4 separate regions of the Homo sapiens genome follow, and all the other regions are linked to region 1. A link is a loop called in an ENCODE intact Hi-C map of the cell type or tissue named here. Cell type or tissue: heart right ventricle. All regions are shown on one strand. Each heading gives the region's core, and the rest is flanking DNA. Links, peaks and the distances in the headings are about the cores only.

The links. Hi-C counts contacts between places; a loop is a spot of excess contacts. Peaks named below come from ENCODE experiments on the same cell type or tissue, not always from the same donor. Only the 100,000 strongest peaks of a DNase experiment are listed, where the experiment ranks them.
Region 2: it touches region 1 in a loop (4-fold over the local background); 21 of 110 quality-filtered maps call a loop at or near these places.
Region 3: it touches region 1 in a loop (5-fold over the local background); 20 of 110 quality-filtered maps call a loop at or near these places.
Region 4: a loop joins it to region 1, with 2.8 times the contacts of the local background. A loop is called at or near these places in 4 of 110 quality-filtered maps.

The regions. Positions count from the first base shown.
Region 1 is chr3:81,485,460-81,491,859 of GRCh38, forward strand. It overlaps GBE1 (1,4-alpha-glucan branching enzyme 1), which reads right to left. Exons shown (of 16, transcript NM_000158.4): 16 at 4,244-5,004. The coding sequence ends at 4,948. Among named protein-coding and RNA genes, the nearest start is that of GBE1, 270 kb to the right of the region's middle. RefSeq lists a silencer at 5,285-5,334. In heart right ventricle, for the core only: CTCF peaks have their summits at 5,199 (motif pointing right) and 5,400; a DNase peak (open chromatin) is centred at 5,212; H3K27ac peaks cover 1,167 bases.
Region 2 is chr3:82,130,030-82,136,469 of GRCh38, forward strand. The region is part of intron 1 of LINC02008 (long intergenic non-protein coding RNA 2008); the gene reads left to right. Among named protein-coding and RNA genes, the nearest start is that of LINC02008, 150 kb to the left of the region's middle. In heart right ventricle, for the core only: a CTCF peak has its summit at 3,176 (motif pointing left); a DNase peak (open chromatin) is centred at 3,162.
Region 3 is chr3:81,642,521-81,645,020 of GRCh38, forward strand. GBE1 (1,4-alpha-glucan branching enzyme 1) reads right to left here. Exons shown (of 16, transcript NM_000158.4): 7 at 261-470. Among named protein-coding and RNA genes, the nearest start is that of GBE1, 120 kb to the right of the region's middle. In heart right ventricle, for the core only: a CTCF peak has its summit at 1,413 (motif pointing left); no DNase peak of the experiment used is centred there.
Region 4 is chr3:81,553,994-81,556,493 of GRCh38, forward strand. All of the region lies in intron 12 of GBE1 (1,4-alpha-glucan branching enzyme 1), which reads right to left. Among named protein-coding and RNA genes, the nearest start is that of GBE1, 210 kb to the right of the region's middle. In heart right ventricle, for the core only: no CTCF peak of the experiment used is centred there; a DNase peak (open chromatin) is centred at 988; H3K27ac peaks cover 1,887 bases.

The DNA.
Region 1 (6,400 bases), core at 3,901-6,400:
CAGAATATTCTACCTAGCTCAGTGCTTGTCCCCTTGTAAGGAATAGAGAGGGAAATGAAACTCACTACTCTGAAGACCTCAAGTTTAGGGCATGACTCAAAATAGTAAAAAGAAATAGTCTGAGAGGCACAAGGCCAGCCAGAAAGCTGATTCACTGTTTTGGACTCTATCAGGTCTGTCTGTTCCAGCTCATTCTACATAGGAAAAGCAATAAGGAAGCAATTTTACATTGCTTTCATCACCAGATTCAATGGCTTCACGACCAGAGACAGAAAAGATACTTTTCCAGAAACTGAAAGCTGAATGCGAGAGGGAAACACATGGCCTTTCATCGCTTCCCCCACGATCTGTCTGCACTCGCTTCCACTCTCTTCTGTATTATTTGAAGAACAGGCTTCTTATTCAGACAACCTCCTGTATGATCCCCATAGCAATGGCTATAACCCTGATGGGTGACAAATGTTGAATTGGTATTGCTAAGGGGAGTGCTTCAGTCAGAGAAAGAAAAAAAAACTTGCATTCTTTTACAGCTGTTACAAGAAAAGTCAATTTATTATCACTGGTTAGTTTTTGAACTTGAGGAACATGGTGGCTAACTCCCTCATTTTAGGTTAGAGATACACACGTCAGCTAAGAACAGGGCAAAGTGAGAAACATTACATTTATAGAAAAGAGAATATGAGAAAAGTTGACCCTCAGAGTTCAAGTGGTATAAAGTGGGAAACATTCTAGGAGAAATGTTTACAATTCAGTTTTTGGCTATTATGAGCTATGGTATTTTCTGAGTAGGCTATTTATTAAATGAAAACCTTATGCATCACTAGCATTAGGTGTAAATCCTATTATGCATAATAGGGCAACTACTAGAACTCGTTTGCTAATATTAGAAAATGATAGCAAGAAATCTGTACTCATGTTTTCTAGAACATAAAAAATTGAAACAGCAAAATATTTATTTTTAAAAAGTCAACAAAGACAGGTCATTCATTTCTGATGTTGGTAATAAACACGTCAGAGAAAAAACATTGTAAGGCACATTACAAGAGTAAAATTTTGCAATTCTCTTGATTATTGCAACTCTTTTTATTTTATTTTATTTTATTATTATTATACTTTAAGTTTTAGGGTACATGTGCACAATGTGCAGGTTAGTTACATATGTATACATGTGCCATGCTGGTGTGCTGCACCCATTAACTCATCATTTAGCATTAGGTATATCTCCTAATGCTATCCCTCCCCCCTCCCCCCACCCCACAACAGTCCCCAGAGTGTGATGTTCCCCTTCCTGTGTCCATGTGTTCTCACTGTTGAATTCCCACCTATGAGTGGAACATGCAGTGTTTGGTTTTTTGTCCTTGCAATAGTTTACTTAGAATGATGATTTCCAATTTCATCCATGTCCCTACAAAGGACATGAACTCATCTTTTATGGCTGCATAGTATTCCATGGTGTATATGTGCCACATTTTCTTAATCCAGTCTATCATTGTTGGACATTTGGGTTGGTTCCAAGTCTTTGCTATTGTGAATAGTGCTGCAATAAACATACGTGTGCATATGTCTTTATAGCAGCATGATTTATAGTCCTTTGGGTATATACCCAGTAATGGGATGGCTGGGTCAAATGGTATTTCTAGTTCTAAATCCCTGAGGAATCACCACACTGACTTTCACAATGGTTGAACTAGTTACAGTCCCACCAACAGTGTAAAAGTGTTCCTATTTCTCCACATCCTCTCCAGCACCTGTTGTTTCCTTTTTAATGATTGCCCTTCTAACTGGTGTGAGATGGTATCTCATTGTGGTTTTGATTTGCATTTCTCTGATGGCCAGTGATGGTGAGCATTTTTTCATGTGTTTTTTTGGCTGCATAAATGTCTTCTTTTGAGAAGTGTCTGTTCATGTTCTTTGCCCACTTTTTGATGGGGTTGTTTTTTTCTTGTAAATTTGTTTGAGTTCATTGTAAATTCTGGATATTAGCCCTTTGTCAGATGAGTAGGTTGCAAAAATTTCTCCCATTTTGTAGGTTGCCTGTTCACTCTGATGGCAGTTTCTTTTGCTGTGCAGAAGCTCTTTGGTTAAATTAGATCCCATTTGTCAATTTTGGCTTTTGTTGCCATTGCTTTTGGTGTTTTAGACAAGAAGTCCTTGCCCATGCCTATGTCCTGAATGGTAATGCCTAGGTTTTCTTCTAGGGCTTTTATGGTTTTAGGTCTAACGTTTAAGTCTTTAATCCATCTTGAATTAATTTTTGTATAAGGTGTAAGGAAGGGATCCAGTTTCAGCTTTCTACATATGGCTAGCCAGTTTTCCCAGCACCATTTATTAAATAGGGAATCCTTTCCCCATTGCTTGTTTTTCTCAGGTTTGTCAAAGATCAGATAGTTGTAGATATGCAGCATTATTTCTGAGGGCTCTGTTCTGTTCCATTGATCTATATCTCTGTTTTGGTACCAGTACCATGCTGTTTTGGTTACTGTAGCCTTGTAGTATAGTTTGAAGTCAGGTAGCATGATGCCTCCAGCTTTGTTCTTTTGGCTTAGGATTGACTTGGCGATGCGGGCTCTTTTTTGGTTCCATATGAACTTTAAAGTAGTTTTTTCCAATTCTGTGAAGAAAGTCATTGGTAGCTTGATGGGGATGGCATTGAATCTATAAATTACCTTGTGAACTCCCATTCACAATTGCTTCAAAGAGAATAAAATACCTAGGAATCCAACTTACAAGGGATGTGAAGGACCTCTTCAAGGAGAACCTCTTCAAGGAGAACTACAAGCCACTGCTCAATGAAATAAAAGAGGATACAAAGAAATGGAAGAACATTCCATGCTCATGGGTAGGAAGAATCAATATCGTGAAAATGGCCATACTCTCTGTTTTGATTATTGAAAACATTTAGCCAATAAAGAACTTCCTAGAAGATGACATAACAATGAGAATGTTACTGATACATAAATGAAAAGTCCTACAGTAAAAAATATTAGAATATTAGAATGTTCCATAAAGGTCCTCTATTCTGTGATATAACCCAACTGCTTTCCATTTTGGACTCTTAATATTTTATTTGTTTGTATGGGTTTTTGTAATTCCTACCTAGCAACATGCATTTATTGCTCTTCTGGGTGGGGGAGAAGGGCACTTGACAGGGGCAATTAACTTACATTACATTGTTAAATCCTAACTTTAGACTGTGAAATCTAAAGAACCTATTAGCAAAATCAATCAATATAATGAAAATATGGCATATAATTAGTCCGTTCTTCCTCACTTTGCCAGAGGTCAAAATGAAAAGTAAATGTGTTCCAGGTGTTAAATAATTTATTATAATTTAAAAACTATACCTAATAAACAGTATATCTCTTCATATAGAACACATGCAAAATTAAGGAACTATAAACTACAACATGAAATATCATGCTTCATGATTCTGCGTTGTGTTTTAATCAATAACTCTCACAGTACACAGACCATGTGAGTGCTAAGATATTAATAATGTCCATGCAATGGGAAAACCATTACAGATGACTTTCAGTAATTTTCCCCAGCATGTATCATTATCAGCTGGCACTGCTGATTCTTTCAGGAAATCAAACTACTATTCTGTTTAGAAGTTAAAGTAAATAACACCTTTCACACTTAGATGCTCATGGCTTTATTTTAAAACAGTTTAAGGATGATGTTTAATATACAGTACAGGCTTGGCTGTAAAAATGTTTCTATTGCTTATCTCTCCTACTGAGTTTTTAATGAAAGAACTCATTTCTAATTAACTGCAAATAATCAGGCTAAAAACAAAAAACAAGCAGTCAGTATTAATATTAGGGAAAAATTTGTTCTTTTTAAAAAAGTAACAGATACTTTATGTCCCATAAGTGCATTATAATCTCTCAGTTATGAATCAATTATCTTAGACCTGTGACCTGGTATTTAATTAACCAAGGGGCAAATTCATGAAGAAGTATTCTACTGAGTGGAGATACTTAGTTTAGCTTCTAAAAGTGTTCAGGTTTACAACGAAGGAGTAGCTTAGATATCAAAATTGGTTAGTGTGATTTCAAGTTACAAAATTGTGCCTAAAAAAAATATTAATCTCCATGCTTCCTAGTCCATCATGTAGATGTGAATGTATGTGGAGAAGGTATTAGAGTTAAGAAGGTATTAGAAGGTATAAGAATACAATAATATTCATTTATAATCAAGCCCTATAATAGTATAGCAAAATAAACATTAGCAAAGGCAATTTTACAAAAGCTTTTTATTGATTGAAATGAAAGACATTTTCTGAAATGCTACAATTACCATTTCAGGGCTTCAGAAAGACTGAGATACTGGCATTTAACAAGATACTTAGTGGACAAGAGATCACAAAATAAAACACAAAATGAGACACGGATGAGTTCATACGTAATGGCTTTTATATTACCTTGGATATAATTCTTTATATCACTACTGCATATTTATTACAGTATTTCTAAACACAATTTGAAAAAAAGAAACAAAGAAACAATCTTGGTACCTCATAATTTAGACCAAAAGATATCAGAACAAATAGAGCCACCAAATATCCATCTTAAATACTGTGTACATTTAACAGAAATAATCATACATGACAAATGATTCAAATTTGAATTTAAAAGGATCAAATAATTAGCCAGGAAAGCAAAATGTTTTTAACATATTATATATAACACTTCCATTTGAGAATCCTAGCTGCTAAGATGACTTGAAAATATGGTCTAGGATTCCTAATATTTTAAACATATTCTCCCATCTACTTAAATAAAAGTTTGCTGTATTTGCATAAACCAATATTGAATTTCAGACACTTGATGGCTTGGCTAGACAACTGTATTCTGAAAAGCATACATGTTATAAGCTGTGTGACAGTGATAACAAGAAAACAAAACACAAATCTGCATCTGGTGGAGCTGAAATCAGGCCTCTTCAATTCGGCAGATCCACATTCTGAAGGATGAGGGCCACTCTGCTTGGAATGTACACCTACGTCAAAACAATTATGTCAGTGCAATTGAAGAAAGTACCAAACGGCCTGTCATTATGTCAAAGAAACATAGGCATGACGCAGTCTCACATCTGCCTAAAGTTACAGTTACCTTTACAATTTTACAAGCTCTTAGAAGGCTCAATTTCACAGTTCCAACAGTTCTGGCAGCAACATGACTACCATAAAGCAACCACCACTAGAGGGCGCCATACGACTTAATGAAAACCAATGCTCCTTACACAAGAATGACGTGAATGGCCCTGTTACTGCCATGTTGAGGCTGTATTAGGTGGTGAAGGAAGGCTGCCCCACAGTTTGCAATGTTACTACTTCATTTAGATGAAGAAAAGCAATATACAAGGCACTGGTTTTCCATCAAGACACTTTTATTTTTAATCTTGTTTTTTTTTTTCCTTTCAAGAACAAAAACTGAAATGTAATACAAGGAATCCTAACTCTCAATTTAAACCAATGAATAAGCTTGCCACTGCACTTAAACTAGGATTCAGATTCTCTCCATGGCATGCAAAGCCCTGACTCGCTCCTCCCTGCCTACATCTGGTATCCCAGCTCAGCTCCTTGCTTGCATCCTCACCCACTACACTCCAGCCGCAGGAGCCTTTCAGTTCCTTGGACACAACAAACACTCCCCTTTTGTTGGATCTTTGCCTATGATGTGCCTTCTGCTGTAAACACTCTTTGCCTTGCTGGTTCCTTATCTCTTGGAAAAATCCCAGCTATGTGGAGAGGCTTTCCTTGACAACCCTAGATATGATAAGTTCTTCTTTTCCAATCATGGCAGCTTTTTCGTTTCTTTCTGAACACTTAACACAATTTGTGAATGATTTTTCAGGTTTACCATCTGTTTCCCTCATTAGACTATGAGCTTTACAAAGGCAAAAGTCATACGTTTTATTTCTAACCCTCAGTTGGTGCCACTGAACAAGGTAGATGTTGATGACTGAATTAAAAAAATGAACAATGAACAAAGGAATAATAGTGGATCAATAGGTGCATATTTAACAAGATATTCTCTAATATATCTGAATTTTTTTATAAAATTGAGAAGTGATTTGAACTGCTTAATGCTTATTTATATGCTAGTTCAAACAACTTATCTAAGTATTAACAAAGCAAACAGTAAAAATAATATTGTAGATGGTTGTCATTGTGACAATCTGTCTTCACTTCTGACTTTGCTGATATTTTACTATTTTCAGTCACTTTATCTCTAAATGAAAGCTTGCCTGATGGTTTAAAAAAAAAAAGCTTTCAGAGGTTAGAACCAGAATGAAGGTGCAAAGCAAACATGACTTTAGGAAAAAACTCAAACAAATAGAACAGTTGATTTTCACTGAATGAGACTTGTATGTCCAATGCATCTCAACTCTA
Region 2 (6,440 bases), core at 1,985-4,484, 640 kb after region 1:
ATTCCAGGCTGGGTACCTCCCAAGCAGCTCAAAGTGACGAAGGGAAAGGTTGCTGAAGTAAAAGGAAAGACAGAACTATGGAAAAAGAAAGACTATAAAGAAAATGAGGGATTATTTTACGGCTAGAGATAAGTAATGTGTCGTATAAGTTGTCAGTTTACACAACACCCTGCATTTTCTCCTTCCTCTTTTTAAACCAGTGCACAATGTTGTGCTCACTGATAGCTAAAAAGCAGAAGCTGCCTGAAGTCAATAGTTTTTTTCTACCATTTCCTAAATTCTGACCTCACTGGTGAGCTCATGCTAGTGACTTGAACTGGTGGTAGTTGATAGGTCTGTATCCCTGTAAAAAAGGAGCTTCTGGCAAACTGAGGAGTGACTTTGAGAAGGAGGGAAGGGAGCTCATCCTAGACCGTAGGGTAATAGAGGTCTGTGTGTCTTAGAGTAGCAAAAAACCATGATATGTCTTTTGAACTGGGACAATTTTATGAGTTAAACCTGATACAAAAACATAATTAAAATTAATTCATGGTTTGAAACATTTATTAATGGAGTAACCAACTGGCTTTGTAATATTGTTTGGCCCCTCAAATAGTGTCATTCAGTAATTTTTTTCATATCTAAAAATCTTTCTAAAAATTAAAAATAATATATATCATGTATATTAAAGTCAACTTAAAATATTCTTATATTGATTGTCTTCATATAAAAAATTAAAGTATGCAGAATAGTTGTTCTTGTTATATACTCATACACTTAAATCCATTTCTATCTCTAATCCTGAGTAACTGGCATTTTTCTGAAAATACATTTTAACTGACTTATTATTAATTCCTTATAAGATCTCCTGTAGTCATAAATTCAAGTGACCTTTCTATGTACTGTAATTCATTCAACTGAAGAAATACTCTTTCTACAGGTACTGAAGTACATGCAAGTTTAGAGAGAGTTCTGCTAAATGGAGGCTATTACCAATTCTAATTCTTTCCATTTTGGAATTTATAATTTTTCAGAACAAATATTTTCACAGGCTGTCTTTCTGCCTCCATTCAAAAGCCTTTTCTTTCAAAGTATATTTTTTAAAGATAGGATGTGTCATATTAAGTTTCCACTGTTTGTAATTCATCTAAATGTTTTGTTAAATTCACATCTATAATATCTTAGGCAATCTGAATTTTATTCCACTTTTTTCAGCATGTAAATTTTCAAATTAAAAAATAGCAACTCCATCAAAAAATCATTTTCATGAATTGGTATATCACAAATCACAAAACAAAATTTTAAAAATTAAATTGTTTTCACTATTTGTATTCTCTTAATGTGTTCAGTTCCTCCTTTGCTTTTGTGGAATACATTTTAATGGCTTTCTCCTTGTAAGCTTTTGTTCAATCATTACAGTTTGCTAAAAGCTTCAAAACTGGAGATTATTGGTGATCCACTTATTGAATAATTGGAGAAAGTTTCACCAGTTGACCCTGAAGAAAACACAACTAAAATTTAGAAGTCCCAATGATGTGGTTTAGATTTATGTCCCTGCCCAAATCTTATTTCAAGTTGTAATACCTAATGTTGGATGAGGGGCCTGGTGGGAGGTGACTGGATCATGGGGGCAGATTCCCCCTTCCTGGTCTCGTGATAGTGAGTTCTCATGAAATGTGGTTGTTTAAAAATGTGTGGCACCTCCTGCCACCTCTTTTCCTCTGGCTCAGGACATGTAAGATGTGCCTGCTTCCCCTTTGCCTTCTGCCATAATTGTGACTTTCTTGAGGTTCCCCCAGCCGTGCTTACTGTACATTCTGTGGAACTGTCAGCTAATTAAACCTCTAATCTTTATAAGTTAACCACTTTCAGGTATTTCTTTATAGCAGTGTGGGAATGGACTAAAACACTCACTTTATAAAAACATTTAATGCCATTGCAAGAAAACTAGAATGAATTACAAAGTGGTTGTTCAAATGTTCAAACATTCTAAAATGATTGATGCTAGACAGCAGAGAGAGAACCTTCGACACCTTCTAAGTTCATTTCCACATCCTGAGTTCCTTTGTTTAGCCAGATTTTTTTGTCCTTAATAAATTATGCTCTCCCCAAATTTGAATTCGCATAATTACAAAACCAGTAAGTGAATCTCTAATTTTGCACTTTTTAAAGGAATTTATAATAACATTAAAACAATGCAGTATTTTAATCTTTAACTGAATAAACTTCCAAAGTTCCCCAACAGCTCCCCACTCCTTCATGTTAGAATCTGTGACTTATAGTTAATGCCAAGAGAAAAAGGAAGAACTTCTCAGTTCTAGTCTACGATAGTCACTTCTGGTATCCTTAGAATCCAGCTATGCATGGCTCTGCCTACATGCCTTGTGTGTGTGAATCCCAGAACACAGCTAGAGACAGCTAGTGGTGCACTGGAGTCAGCGCCTACCAGCTTGTTAGGAATGATTGTGAGCATCTCTTTCCAATTCCACATTCAGTGACTTTAATTTGGTAGCTTGAAATTGTTCATGGTAGAAATATTTACACCCAGAAATTAACAAATGCTACAAGTCGTATTTCCCAACCTCACTCCTCTACCCTGAGAGCTGGTTGTTAAACATTTACCAGCACTCTACTGTAGGAAGCACACAGCCTTCCTGGGCACAGCATGCAGCTATTCCTTTCTGAGGATTCCCATTTGAAAATGGCTCTGCAGTAGAGTGGCTCATGGTCAGAGCAAACCACAAATCCAGGTTTGGTTAGGACAATCTTGTGCTAGTGTCCTGTTCTGTTTAGCATTTGAACCTGAAATATACACTTTTGTAATAATGGATGGAATACAAGTAATACAATTAATGGTTGCATTAAAATGAATCAGGATGGGTTTGGTGGAACTCCACTGTCTACTTCCAGCTTCTGCCATGATTTTGCCTACTAGTATGTAAAATATATGCTGAGATCAGGATTTTCTCTTAACATATGGGGAAATAAAAAAGATGACCTTACAACACCCAATTCTATTTTTCTGACCCCTCTCATACACAACATAATTTTTATTTCTCTTTGAACTACAGTATGTTAAGTGCTTGCCCATGATAAAATGAAATGTACTCACACGTGAGCAGGTTTAGGTTCAGCCAACTTCATCTGGTTTGGATGGTGGGAAAAGTTCCACACTGCGGCCCCTGCTGGACACTTAGTGTAATAGAGTCCCATGTTACCAAGGAGCAATTCAGAATGCAGTCAGTGCCACTGTATCTTATTTCTTAGAAATTATCCCAGTAAAAAAAAAAATATTTTGCAGCTTCACTAAAATGGAGTTTTTCAAAGGGCTAAAACTCAGCTTTTAAGCGATTGGGAGCCAGCAGTGTTTGCCACCATAATTAAGTGTTACGTGCATAATTTACAATTGTTCTATTTTATAGCCAAATATTTTTATATCCTACTAGGTTTTGGAGGATGAACTCAAAATAATATTTTCATCAAGTACACACTAGTCACTACGACCCTAACTTCAGCAAAATAGATAGTAAGTGATTAAAATTTATGTAGACTATCTAAAGAATAAAAAGGTATTTAAAAATAAAGTATAACACAAAGGTACGTTGGTTTACTATAACTGTTGTAACAAATTACCACAAATTTAGTGGCTTAAAACATAGATGTATTCTTTTACAGTTTTATAGGTTGGAAGATCTGACATGGGCTAAAATCAAGGTGTCAATGGGGCTGTGTTACTTCCCAGAGACTCTAGGAGAAAAATAATTCTCTTGCCTTTTCCAGCTTCTAGAGACTTCTTGCATTTCTTGGCTCATGGTTCCCTTCCTCCAGCTTCAAAGCTAGCAAGGTTGCATCTCTCTGGCCATTCTTTCATAGTTACATCTCCCTCTTTCTGACCACACCTTAAAAAGATAATCTAATTTTAAGGACTCATTTTAAGGACACACCTGAGTAATCCAGGACAATCTCGTCATGCCATGGTCCTTATTAATCACATCTGTGAAAATGCCCTGTAAGATAACACAGTCACATGTTCCTGTGATGAGGCTGTGAATGTCTTTGAGGGGGCTATCATTCTGTCTACCACACAAGCAATATGTTCTCAGCAAAGAATATGTAAAGTCCCCAAAAAAGGCTGCAGACTTCAATCTTCTGTCACTGCTCTGAAAAGATTGACAAAAAATTACCTAAATTTGGAATAACTTTTAGAGCAATAAGTCAAAAATGTGGGTGTCAGTGTTGATTTGTTTTTTTAAATTTTCCTGCATGTATCAGCTACCACCTTCCCATATAATATCAAGATGAGATACTAGCCACACACAAGACCAAATACTGGATAATTTCTTCATTACTGTAATTCCTTGAAATGTTTGTTCATGATGGCCAGATATCTATTGTTTGGTTAGGAATTAATTCTGTAATTATTTTAAAAAAAGAGTTTGCTGTCCAAGGCGACACATGTGGCTCAGGTGCATTTCAAGAGCTCTGCTGTTAGTTTCTCTAATGAGAGCCAGGGTTCTGGATGCACATGCATTTTTTTTTTTTCCTAAAGGCTTCATGCCCACTTAATTAAATGAAAGAAATAATCACAGAATGGAGCTCCTTTCCATCTTGGCCAAATACTGTGTAAATTTTAATTCAAAGTTTACTTCAAAGATAAATACAAAGAGAGACATATATGTCATACAATTTCATTTTAAATTTCAATAATAAACTTTGGTCAAATTTAAAGTCAAATAGATATGATTGACCATTTACATACAAATACATATTTCTGTTCAGTATTCATACATAAATAAACATAAATATCCACAAATTAAGGCATATGCAATTTTAGAAAAAAGTTTCTCAAGGGCAAAACTTCTTAAAATTGTCTTATATAATCAGTAAGAAAGCAAAGAATATTTTAAAAATAGAAGTTAATCAACACAACTGAACATAAGGGAATAATCTCTGATATGGATGGGAGAAATGTTGAAAATTGAGTGAATTCATGAAGGGAAATCTATCTATAAAAGCATGAGATACAATCTATCTATAAATACATAAATAAATTTATAAATCTATAAATGCTTTTATACAATCTATAAAAGCATGAGATAAATTCAGTTGAATATACTAATCAATTTTACTCTCTGAAGACGTAATTCTGCTATCACCGTCTTGAAATATCTACAACAAAAGGCTTTTGAAATTATAAACTTCCAATAAAAATAAAAGATGTATAAAAATGGACATTTAAAATTAAAATTTAATATGTATTTTTGTTACTTATAAATATTTTTTATTTTGAAAATTCTTCATTCTCATCTTAGTTTTTGAGGGCTGCTGTAACAAATTACTACAAACTGGGTTGCTTAAAACAACAGAAATCCATTCTTCCACAATTCTGGGTGCTAAAAGTCAGAAATCAAGGTGTAGGCAGAGCCATGCTCACTTTGGAACTTCTGTGGAAGAATGCTTCCTTGCGTCTTCTATCTTCTGGTAGCCTAGATTTTCCTTGGCTTGTGGCCCCATAACTCCAGTCTCTTCCTATCTCCACATGGTCACACTCTCTCTGTCTCTGTTTCCTTTTATAGGGATACTTTATATTGATTAAAGGGTTAACCCTACTACAGTGGGACATCATCTTAACTAATTACATCTGCAATGATGGTATTTCCAATTAAGGTCACATTCTAAGGTGCTGGAATTTACCAACATATCTTTTTTAGAGGGATACAATTCAACCCCATAAATATCCCATTCTATAAAAATACTGGTTCTCTTACAAGGCTAAAGGAAATGAAACTGGTGTGGACATTTCTATCTCATTTTTTTAGTAGAACAAGAATTAATCTAAATGGCTATGTGTTCATACTGGCTCAATAATTCAGTTTTTTCCTAATTACATTAAAATTATTTGGATATGGTGTCAGGGAACTGATAAAACTGAATATATTTTATAGTTTGTGTTAAGATTAACATACACTGTTTAGTCAATAATGGAATGAAGATATTGACAATATGGGCTAGATTCTAGACTTTACTTTCTGTTCTCAAGTCCCAATTCTGAATAAGCAACTATCATCTCTCTTAGTGTACTTGCATAAGAAATTAAAGTAATAGGGTTGGGTGTGGTGGCTCATGGCTATAATCCTAGCACTTTGGGAGGCTGAGGCAGGAAGATTGCTTGAGGCCAGGAGTTCAAGGCCAACCTGGTCAACATAGAGAGACCCTGTCTCTATTGACAACAAAAGAAGAAGAAATTAAATAGGCAGGTTTTTAGTGCTGTCTAATCTGCTTCACAAACCTGATGATACACTAAATTTTATGAAAATTACATGTGTGCATGTGGTTGTCTCACATATTTTATGGAACAAGGCAGATAGAGTATGAGTGAGTAAATAAAATGCATGTGCATGTTGAAAAGTCGTCTTTCTTAATTTAAGCAATGCATAAGGTATGATAGATTTCTGTTAGAG
Region 3 (2,500 bases), core at 1-2,500, 150 kb after region 1:
TCACAGTAAAATTTTTAAATGATTATATAACCAATATATTTTACATGGCGTAAGATATGTAAAATTGAAATTTAATGAAATATACCACAAATACATGTGCTATACAAAACAAGGTAAAATCCCCTGTACAACAAAAATAAATCCAATTAAGAACATTAAGTACCAGTGAGAGAGTACACACACAATGAATTTAGTGAAATTCTTAAAAATTAATGTTAAACAGCAACAATAGAAAACATTTCTATATTGTATGTACCTACCTGGAGTAGGCAAACAATCTGCTATCCCAAAGATCATGAGTCCCTCTAGGTCCAGAATGAAAATAACAGGAATCTGTCCCATCAAACATATTCAATCCATCTGCTGAATTTTTTGAAGCATGGCTGTGTACCACATCTAAGAGGACTATGATACCCATGGAATGAGCTGTGTCTACCAGTTCTTGTAGCTCTTCAGGTGTTCCATAACGGCTAACAATGAAGAACACAGCAAAAAGAAGATTACATCACATTTAGAGGAAACAGCCGATTGTGCAGCAATTGTTTCACCATCGCAGTACTAGATACTTTAAATATCCAAACAGCATGTGACATGATACCTGGATACAACTCAAATTTGCTTAATATCAAATATTAAGCAAATTTAAAACCATCAAGTTAGAAAATAATTTAAATCGGGTTATTAAATGTAGATTTATACCCCAACCAAAATTCACATTTTGAGGATGTAAATAATAAAACTCTGCTTCTCTATTTTCAGAGCTTCTGATTTCCACCTGAAGCAAGTCATTCCTGCTCTGTTTGCCCACTGCCCATTACTTACAGGGTGTACATTTGAGATTGAGGGGCTCTTCAAGAATTTATTTGAATATCCATGGTACCTTGATTGAGGTTATCCCTCCTGCACTTATTCCAAAAACAGAATGCCCACAGTTACCAGTGGGCCAAGACAATGTGCCACGTTTGTCACCACCCAAGTAAATAAGATGGGTAGCTCACAAGCAGGTGTGTTTGTGTCAAAGGTACCCCCTAGTCTGAATGAAATAGGTAACAAAAATTACTCACAGAAGAATGCCTTTCTTAACCTGTGTAAAATTTTGACATTATAGTCATCCACAGCATCAACTTTGCCCTTTAAATAGTCACCTTTGCCTTCAATTGTTTACTGTCTCTCTTCCTCACTCGACTATATGCTCCTTGAGGGCAGCGGCTGTTACTATCAGGCTCCTCATGATATGGTACAGTGCTAAGTATACAGCAAGTCTCCCAATAGCCAACTCCACTGAGCAGCAAGAGCTGTCTTTTTAAACTGGAAATAAGATCATGTTACCTACTTAAAATCATACTTGTGCTCCCATTCATCCCAGGGTGAAGACCATTGTCCTGATCGTGGCCTACTGCACCATCTACTGGCTCTTTCCAATAATGCTAATTATCTTATGACACTCTCCCACACCCTCTTTTTATTCCAGCCACCTATCCATTTTTATACTCATTGAACATGTTCAATAATAAACAGCCTTAAAGTTTTTTTTTTCATTCAGCCATTCACTCATTCCTTCATTCATTCCTTTATTTGTTTGCCACTTACTAAAGTCATCTACCACGTACCATGACATTTTCTATGTTCTGGAGATACACCAGCGAAAAAAATAAACACCACTGATCATATGGAATTTACATTCCCATTGGGAGACAACAAACAAGCAAAATACATAGAATGTCGATAATAATAAGTGTCCTAAAGAAAACAAAGAAAAGCCACTGGTGGGGAGGGAAGGTTTGCTATTTTAAATAGGGTCATCAGTTAAAGTTTCATGGAAAAGGCAACATTTGAGCAAGAAAAAAAGTAAGAAGCAAGGCATAATAATATCTAAGGGTAAGAGCATTCAGACAGAAAGGAACAGCAGGTGCAGGGGACTGGGGCAGGGTTGAGCTAAGAGCATTTGAAGAAAACCAAACAGGCTACTCTAACTGGAATGGTCAAGAAAGAAAAGAGGTGAGCTCTAAGAGTCAGGCAAGAAGCACATCAAGTGAGGCCTTGGGAACCAGTGTGAGGCCTTTTGCTTTTATTCTGAAGGAGACAGGGATTCATTACGGTTCTGGGCAAAAGAGCGACATGATCTGACTTTAATTTTTAAATGATTACTCTGGCCACTGTGCAGAAAAATTGACCATTAATTGGTAGAACAAAGGTAAGAGAAGGGGAAAGACAGCATGAGAAAACAGAGTGACCAGTTAAAGAGCTATTGAAATAACCCAGGTAAAAGATAATTGCAAGTTGGACATGGGTGGTGGCAGTGGGGGCAGTTGAAGCAGCCAGATTTGGGATATATTTTGAAGTTACAGATGGCTAGATTTTTTAATAGCTAGCGTGTAGGGAGGAACAGAAAGGGACAAGTCCAGTATAATGCCAAGATTTTTGGCTTGAACAACTAGAAGATGAAAATGTCATTTACTGAATTAGAGAAGATGGCAGGGGGAGGAAGTTTGAAGTTAAG
Region 4 (2,500 bases), core at 1-2,500, 65 kb after region 1:
TAAATCGAGAATGAGTGTTATACTTTTGCACACAATGTTGTAAGAACCAGATATTATTTTCTTAATACAAATTTTCATAGCAACAGTAATGGGCTTTCACCAGTCATTTTGAGGCCATTTTGATGTTGCATGGAACAGGAGACTCAAAATACTCTATTGGGAGAAAATTAGCCACACAAAGGAAATGGTGGGGGGAAAAAAATGTTATTTTATAAAATTCAAACTGAATTCAGATTTTTTGCAAGTAAGTTAAAAATAACTCAGAAAATAATTTGCTAATGGAGAACCTTGTAAAAATGTATAAATGTTTTGCATGTGAATAAGGCACCAACTGAAAGATTCCACACCATTTTAAGCAGTAGAAAATAAGGCAGAAAAATGGGATATGAAAGCAAGGAATAAATTAGCCAACTATGAAATTGATTCTACACATGTGGCTTTGTGGCTATTGCAACTTTAGGTTTAGACTCAAAAGTTTAGTAGTGAAGACAGACTGTGCTACTTTGTTTGCCTATGATTAGGATATGCTACCGCTAAGTCAGAGTGAGTTCCTGTGGTCACAGCAAACACACATAGTGACAGAGGTTAACAAACTTCCCTAGTCAATTACTCTTTAAGAGCTAAGCACAGACATTTAAAAAGAAAGCACATAGCCACAGGGGAAAAAAATAAAAAAGATTAGTAAGAACATGTTTCCTTAAATACTCAGAATTTGATAACTGACATCAGTTTAATTGAATACTGGTATCATTCCAGGCTGGTGGAGTGTTTTTGTAAGAATCCAAGGCTTGTTCAAGGCACAGCCGGCTGCTACTTTTCTAGGTTTCCATCTCCCACAGCCTTTCTTCTGTATCAGAGCTCTAACTCCCCAAGTAGAGAGACGTAACTACCTGCTTATAACTTAATCAAAGAGCCTGTATTGGTTTGCCTTTGGATGATGCTTCTATTGCTCCAGGTTCCTGCCAACAGCTAGTTAGCCTTGTCTGCTTCCCTGCTATCAGCTCTTGCTTCCTCTCAGGCCACTGGTGCCAAAGAAAGGAGAAAAAAGTTCCATAGCAGCATGACAGCTGGTGGGAAACACTGTGAACTTCTTCCCACAATAAGAAGAAAAGGTTCTCAGTGTTTGTACTTGCTTGCTTCAGCTCTCTCGCTTTGCTCTGGGTAATGCTGATTTTGATTTTTGAAAAATGTGACTATAAAGTTATGAATTGGGCTATCAAATGGCTTTGAAGGCAATAAAAGGGAGAATTCAAACATATATAGGTTGAACATACATAAACAAACAATCTAGTATCTTTAAGATAATGGCGCTTAAACACAAATCTTTTGTCACAACCTACAAACTACCACCCTCCATATAGGTAAACCATAAACTCTTCCATATGGCTAACTCATTCTTTGTACATCTACAGGAGACAAAGTTCTAAATGACAGAAATAGTATAGCAAAGGAAAGAACACAGACGTGAAGCAATATAGTTAGTAACTTAATGGGTGCTGCATTTAATTTTTGTCATATCTAACAGTTTCATTACTTAAATTATGCCATCTGGAGGTGCTCATCTCTACTATTCACACCTGGCTGAGTAAAGTTTCTTTGCTATCTTTTGTACTTCATCTCCCAATATGCAGACCCTGCTTCAAAGAGCCAGATGACATGTAATAATCTGATCAGGACCCAGGTTTCCTGCTTCGAAGCCTTCTGTCCAGTTAGTTCTTTGACTTGCAAAGCCTGATTTTGCCTACAGAAATTCTGTCCATTCTTTATTAACCAAGTTAAATATCCCCTCCTCTGACTGAGAAGTATCTTTCCTTCAGTCAGAAAAGCATAATTTTTTTAGCTGGATAAACTGCTTTCTAGAGAATAGACATTTCCTAACGTCCCTTTATGGCTCCTTGTCTTCTTCAACGACACACAAACAGGGTTGTTATGTGAAAATTATTTCAAAGGAGCTAAGTCCAATATAAATAGTCTCTTTTTGCTCCTCTTCTTCCTTCTGGTTTAGAGCTTTGATCTGGACTATGTAGGAAGGACTTTTCAGTTGTGTGCCTTACTTTGTACAGTGAGATGTTCTGTACATGTAGATATACAGTAAAGTCTATTTAACGTAATTGTACCTAAACTTGTAAATTTCCAAGTAAATTTCCAAGCTTCCAGTAAGAAACCTGGGTAGTGCAGAAGGAGACTTAAAATAAAATATGCTATTATCACAGATCAAATATCTTACATATTTAATGTTTACTTAATGTCAAATAAACATAATATATTCAACTTTAAACAATATAAACAAAGCTATTCATAGATAAATGAAATTCCTCACCTAGAGAGTAAAAAAAAAATCCAAGAGAATTTAATTACCCTAAAAAGATTAAAATAAGAATCCAGAATTATGGCACAACAGTTATTGGAGTCCCTCATAAACTGGCACATGAATGTATAAAAAGGAAACTTTATTTCTTGAAACTTTACAAAGAATCATTAAATGTGTCAGGTATTTGGG